2 separate regions of the Homo sapiens genome follow, and region 1 is linked to region 2. A link is a contact called in ENCODE Hi-C or POLR2A ChIA-PET data. All regions are on one chromosome and are shown on one strand. The core of a region is the stretch at or near the end of the contact, and the rest is flanking DNA. Distances in the headings are between cores, read along the strand shown. Region 1 holds the start of TLK1 (tousled like kinase 1). Region 2 has its middle 50 kb from the start of TLK1.

Region 1 (3,265 bases), core at 377-2,876, 50 kb after region 2:
TCGCCCAGGCTGGAGTGCAACGTTGCGATCTAGGCTTACCGCAACTTCTGCCTCCCGGGTTCAAGCGATTCTCCTGCCTCAGCCTCCCGAGTAGCTGGGACTTCAGGCGCGTGCCGCTACACCCGGCTAATTTTTGTATTTTAAGTAGAGATGGGGTTTCACCATGTTGGCCAGGCTGGTCTCAAACTCCTGACCTCGTGATCCGCCCACCTCGGCCTCCCAAAGTGCTGGGGTTACAGGCGTGAGCCACCGCACCTGGCCAATAATTGTACACTTTAAATATGTGCAGTTTATTTTGTCAATTATACCTCAATAAAGTTGTTTGTGAGATGTCCCTCTTAAGTTTGAAAAGCAGACAAGACTAAAAACTCACTGAAGTATCTAAAGCACAAGGCAACTACAATTACTTCTGGAGATAACTGACAATCAAGGTTCTTTTCTAGTATGATAGTTTATCTGAACAAAACATTACTATGAGAAATGCGAAGTCATAAAAATAAAAAATAGAAACGACATTTTTGTCCCCCTGGTAATCATGCCATTTCCTCTTGTCTGTGCAGTAGCGCTATATCATAATCTTTTTAGTGCTCTATTCAATTTGGTTTTCTAAAGAGAGAAATAACCTTGTTGTACTTTTCCTGAACTAGAGTGCTCTTTTATGTACAAGAAGCCCAATCCCTGGTGTGAGTATACTTGTGTGGGTCTGTAGAAAGCTACACTCTATCTATAAATTTTAGCAAATGCTGTTATTTATTTTGGGATTTTTGTAGTCGGGACTCAGCGGAGACACTAGAAACAAATTATAAGTTTCTAGAAACCATACCTTCTGCAAGATGAACGCTGTATAGTTTTCCTAAATATGTGATTCAGTAATCACATTTTTCATTTAGATTTTCCACTTACTGTTTTAAAACAAAGAATTGCTATACCATACAGTCTACAAAACTGGTAATTTTCAATTTCCTCATTAAAGATTCTTCACTCTTTTTTAGAAAACACGAGAAAGTTTTATTTCCCAACTCTCCCACTACCCATGTTTATTTTCATAGCTCTTTTATTCGGTCATTATTCCCATTCTGCAGACGGGGAGGCGCACATACGTTTTTCTGCACAGTACAGAGGGGCAAGAAAGAAGGAACTCTCAACTTTTCAGTTCCATTTTGAGAAACGATCACATTGAACTCCCGAGAAGCGGCAGCTGAGCGAGAGCAGCAGCATTTCTCCCCGTGTTGGGTGTGGGTCAGGAGAGAGGCGCGCTTCCGCGGGAGACAGGGGGAGTCAGGTGGCAGCGGCGCTGGAGCCCGAGCGGCGCGGCGGGGGCGCGCCTCCCTCCGGCCGGCGCGGGGACGCTGCCCCCGCGCACGCGAGTCCGGCAACCCCGGGCTCCCGCGCCGCGCGGCGATCCGCGGGTGCGGCAGGGGCGCCCCGGCGCTCTAGTCTCTTCCCTCGCGCGCTCGCTCCTTCCCCATGCCCCCACCCCCCAGCCCCTGGCAGGTCCCTCCCCCAAGCCTGCTCCCGCGGCCGCCGCTGCCGCCGCCGCCGCCGCCGCCGCTACCGGAGGCGCAGGAGCCTCGCGATAGTGTTTGCACAGGCGGCGCGTGACGCCGCCGCCGCCTGTAACTGATGCAGAGGTTACCCCACCGCCTCAGCCGCCACCCACAGCCCGCCGCCGCCGCCTCCCGGGCGACGCCGGGGGCCGACGCACTGCAGAGGTGCCGGCAGGTTCCGCCCGCGGAAGTGTCCTCGGCCGGCGCAGCCCGCGCTCCGCCCGCGCTCCGACCCCGGCCCGGCTGGCACCCCCTCGACGCCTCCGCCGCCGCGCTCCTTTCCTCCTCCTCTCCTCTGGCGCGCCCGCTCGCTCCCTCGCTTCTCCCCCTTTCCCTCCTCCCTGTCCCCTCTCCTTCCCTCACCTCTTTCCTCCCCACCTCCCCTCTTCTCGGTTTCCTCCCCCATCCCCTTGACTCTCCCCTCCCAGCCCTCGCTCTCTCGCTCGCCCTCAGCGCGGCCCCCGCCATGACGGAGGCGGGTGCCGGTGCCGTTGCCGCCGCTGCCGTCGCAGGGGGGGAGTCGGGTTCCCAGAAAGTAGCTTGATGAGTGTCCAAAGTAGCAGTGGAAGTTTGGAGGGGCCGCCATCTTGGTCCCAGCTCTCCACGTCTCCAACCCCGGGCTCGGCGGCGGCGGCCAGGTCCCTGCTGAATCACACGCCGCCATCCGGGAGGCCCAGGGAAGGTAAGCACCGCCGCGCCCGCGCCCGCTCGCGGGCCTCCTCTCCCGCGCCGCGGACCCCCGCGCCCCCCCCCCGCCCCCCCCGCCCCGGGGCTTCTCCGCCAGACCCTGGGGTGGGGGATGGTGGCGAGGTGGACGCGAGGCCGCCCGGCTCCCCGGCTCTGGGGAGGTAGTGCCCTGGCTGTGGATGGTGGTTCGCGGGTGGCGGAGGAGACGGACGAGGGGGTGCGCGCTGGTGGGGACGGGGCGAGGCGCATAGACTCGCCTGGGGTTCCTGGGAGCCAGTCCTGCGAGGGTGGGAAGCCTCCCCCCAGACGCGAGCCCCTTTCTGCTCCATTTGCCAGTACACTCAGTACTCTTAACCTCCTGGCCTCCGGTCTCTGGTGGGTTTTCCCTCCCGCTGGAGCCTTCGTCCTCGAGCCCCCTCCCCTTCTCCCGCGCACTCCTCCCATAGAGGCGGTCCCCACTTTGCGAGCTTTGCTGCCCGGGACCTGGAGGATGCCCCTCGCTTGCTGGGTTTCTCCTTTGGGGAGAGACGCTGAAATTATCTGGGCAGACTTTGATCCCCTGTGTGGCCCCCTAGAGCAATTTAAACGACAGACTGACTCGTGGGCAGGCTTTTAAAACCGCCCCTCCAGATGGTTGCAACTTTCTCTCCTTCGCCGTTGCTTCCTGCGTGTTTGTGCGTTATATTCTCTGCTGCAAGTAGGCTACTGTTCTTCTGTGACAGGGTCGTGGGTTTTGTGGGAAATATCTGCGTAAAGGTTATTGCAAACACGCACCAAATCGGTTACAATTGTTTTCTAAGTTTTCTGGCTTCTTGCAAGCAAGTGGGCTGCCACCAGATGTAGCAGTTACACAGCTTGTAAGGCACCGGCGTGCTTTTGACTAAAATTTCAACTTGCTGTATCTAAGTATACAACATAAAATGAAATTTGGGAGAAAACACATTTATGGGGAATGAATAAATGTGCATGGAATGTCTTTTAACGCTCTTTAGTCTGGAAAAAGCTTAGCGGTATTCATCCGCAATTGGTAG
Region 2 (3,231 bases), core at 251-2,750:
GGGGGAACATGTTTATTTACCCAGGCAAAGGTATAATGAAATCAAACATCAAGGACCTATTACCAGATATAAAGATAACATCAACTGAACAGATGTTGGGAAAATTGGGGGTGTCAGGTTAAAGTTGCAAAAAGGCAGCATAACAGGGAGTGAAGCTTGGGGGCGGTGGGGGAGGTGAAGGAGGGGGCGGCAAGGGGTGAGGGTGGGGGCAGGGGAGCCAGGAATGTTTCTCTATGATAAAACAGCTGCTGGAGTGGCCAGGCTGAGCTTATGCAGATGTTAATTGATTTCTGGAGGTCCGGAAAGGCTTGTTAGACAAGCTTTAAAACGAGAGGAGGCCAGGCATGGTGGCTCACGCCTGTAATCCCAGCACTTTGGGAGGTAGGTGGATCACCTGAAGTCAGGAGTTCGAGACCAGCCTGGCCAAAATGGTGAAACCCTGTCTCTACCAAAGTACAAAAAATTAGCTGGGCGTAGTGGTGCATGCCTGTAATTCCAGCTACTCGGGTGACTGAGGCAGGAGAATCGCTTGAACCCAGGAGGCAGCGGTTGCAGTGAGCCGAGATTGCACCACTGCACTCCAGCCTGGGTGACAGAGTGAGACTCTGTCTTGAAAAAAAAAAAAAGAGGCCGGGCACAGTGGCTCACGCCTGTAATCCCAGCACTTTGGGAGGCCGAGGCGGGTGGATCACGAGGTCAGGAGTTCGAGACCAGTCTGACCAACATGGTGAAACTCCATCTCTACTAAAAATACAAAAATTAGCCTGGCGTGGTGGGGTGCGCCTGTAATCCCAGCTATTCAGGGGGCTGAGGCAGGAGAACCACTTGAACCCGGGAGGCGGATGCTGCAGTGAACCAACATCGCGCCATTGCACTCCAGCCTGGGCGACAGCGCAAGACTCTAATCTCAAAAAAAAAAAGCATCCATTTAACTCAGATATCACTAGATACATTTATGACTGAGTGTAGTCTGTGCAAAATAGCATTGAACAATTACACTTTTGTATGCACCTCAATGAAGTATCTTTGTATATTATATTTCTGGTGTATTAAATAAGTATAGGGTAAGCCATGCATCTTAGGTGAGTTCAACTACACAAGAAAAGAAAGAGGAAGTGAACTTACCGTGACAAACGGTTTGATATAATTCGTGGTGAAAACCAAAAGGCTTCCTACAACCCAAACCGGTTATAGAAAGGGAGCCAGTAAAAGTAAGTAATAAAACAATGCTTGTTTAAATTTTTGTCGCATGAAAGGCTCTACAGCAATGTAAACTGTGTTACAGGCACTAACATTCTTGTAGGATTCGAGGTCTCTGAATTGTTGAGCATCTGTCTTCAGAGTGCTTTTTAGTATCTAAGAATGTAACATGGGGCAGGAAGCAGAGAAATCAACCAAAAGTAAGGTTTTCATGTGCCCAAAGGATGTCACCGCAAAGATCATAGGAGATAATGTGGACATATCTGAAGAAGTGCCTTCTGGGCTGGCTGCTTATGACTGCTGTCCCTGGCACATCCGGCTGTATATACCTGCTGGCTGAAGTTACTCTCTCAGCCTCCTGGATATATTCAGCTTCAAATGCAGCTTCCCTTCTCCCTCCTGGTAACAGTCAGAGAAGCCTAGATCCTGTTATCAGTTCCTAGATTTCTTCTCAACATTTCACGGCATTCTCTCAATGAATTAACCTTGCCCTAATTTAATTAGCCGGCAAATTCTCCCTTGTAAATTGTCCTAGTTTAGTTTAGTCTCTAGGTGGTTCAGATATAAGGATGTTGCAATACAATGCAAAAAAGTCAGAGTCCGAAGTGTCCGTGAACATTAAGACTGGGTGTTTGTTTGTGTGTTTGTTTTGTTTGACTTTGTTTTTGCACAGGGCATTGTTTTTGTTTACTGTGGTGCTTAGCCCATTGGATGTATTAATTGGATATACTAGTCAGAGATTTTTCTGATTACGTCTGAAATCGAAATTCTTTTCTTTCGCAAATACTTGCCTAGATGTGGTCTTGGTGGGGAGCAGCCCCAGCCAGGGCTATTACACTTAAAGGGAAGATACTGACCATGGCTGGGTGTGGTGGTATGTGCCTGTAGTCCCAGCTACTCAGGAGGATTGCTTGAGCCCAGGAGTTCATTCTCTCCTATAGCCGCATTCTAGCCTAGGCAACATAGTGAAACCCTTGTCTCCTATAAAAAAAAAAAATAATAAAAAAAGAACGTGAAGGTGTGAGTGGCATTATAACCTTATTTCTCTTTCAGAGGGGCCGCTATAATACACACCTTGGTTGCCACATTCCAGTTCAGCTCTATTCATCTAAAAATAATCAGTTGCTTGGCTGATCATGGTACTATAATGACATTCAAATTCAGAACAGTAATACAACTTTTTAACATAAGGAAAATGTAAATAAACATAAATGAAGACATGACACTGTATTTTGATTTACCTGATTAGCTAATAGGAGGTACAAAACAGGCATTCCCATACACTGCCTGTGCCTACAAGCTCCTGGAAATTTTGAGAATGTGTATCAGTATTGTCATTAGTTTGCTAGGGCTGCGGTAACAAAGTTTCATGGATTGGGTAGCTGAAATGACAAAAATTTATTTTCTTTCAATTCTGGAGGCTAGAAGTCCAAGACCAAGGTGTAGGCAAGGTTAGTTTCTTTCAAGATCTCTCTTCTTGGCTTGTAGATGACCGTTTTCTCTCTGTCTTCATATGGTCTTCACTTCGTACATATTCTGTGTCCAAATTTCCTCTTCTTATAAGGACTCCAGGCATATTGGATTAGGGCTCACCTAATGACCTCACTGTAACTCATTATAATTACCTCCTTAAAGATCATATCTTCAAATACAGTCACATTATGAGATATGGGAATTAGGACTTCAACAAATAGACTTACAAAAGGACACATTACTGCGTCAGATTTTGTAAACTATACTAAAGAAATAAATATAATTTCTTAGGTTATAGGAGTATATATTACTTTCTTATAACCTGCTTTTCTTACCCAATATATATTTGAACATTTCTGTGTATATTTAAACACTTACAATATAAATTTTCATCGCTATCTAGCATTCTATCACATAGATACCTAATAATTTATTTAGCAGTCCTAACTTAAACTTAATTTTTTGAATAAGAAAAACATTCATATGGTTCAAAATCAAAACAATATAAAAAGATAAATACTTCCATCCCACCCCTGTTCCATATAAGTAACCCCTTTT

Evidence for each region. A loop is a pair of places that touch in the nucleus more often than their neighbours do. ChIA-PET counts read pairs that join two places held with the same protein, here RNA polymerase II (POLR2A). Pooled maps may share reads with other maps.
Region 1: a loop to region 2 is called in a map of OCI-LY7, with 6 times the contacts of the local background. The contact joins the promoter of TLK1 here to the enhancer-like site in region 2. A Hi-C loop is called at or near these places in 11 of 168 maps with a recorded cell type or tissue (B cell, CD4-positive, alpha-beta T cell, CD4-positive, alpha-beta memory T cell and 6 more), 8 of 37 single-sample maps with no recorded cell type and 16 of 50 pooled maps. POLR2A ChIA-PET finds 5 or more read pairs at or near these places in 16 of 52 experiments (AG04450, BJ, CD4-positive, alpha-beta memory T cell and 13 more).

Annotation. Positions count from the first base shown.
Region 1 is chr2:171,159,254-171,162,518 of GRCh38, reverse strand. It overlaps TLK1 (tousled like kinase 1), which reads left to right and starts at 1,626. Exons shown (of 21, transcript NM_012290.5): 1 at 1,626-2,229. The coding sequence starts at 2,091. RefSeq lists silencers at 1,036-1,095, 1,226-1,945, 2,216-2,455 and an enhancer at 1,810-2,454.
Region 2 is chr2:171,209,245-171,212,475 of GRCh38, reverse strand. It overlaps a transcript of TLK1 not described here. Among named protein-coding and RNA genes, the nearest start is that of TLK1, 50 kb to the right of the region's middle. Within about 2 kb of position 1,500, at least 6 of the 41 ENCODE cell types and tissues checked have a DNase peak (open chromatin) inside an H3K27ac peak, as active enhancers do; they include B cell, CD4-positive, alpha-beta T cell, CD8-positive, alpha-beta T cell and 2 more, where a contact is called at or near this core.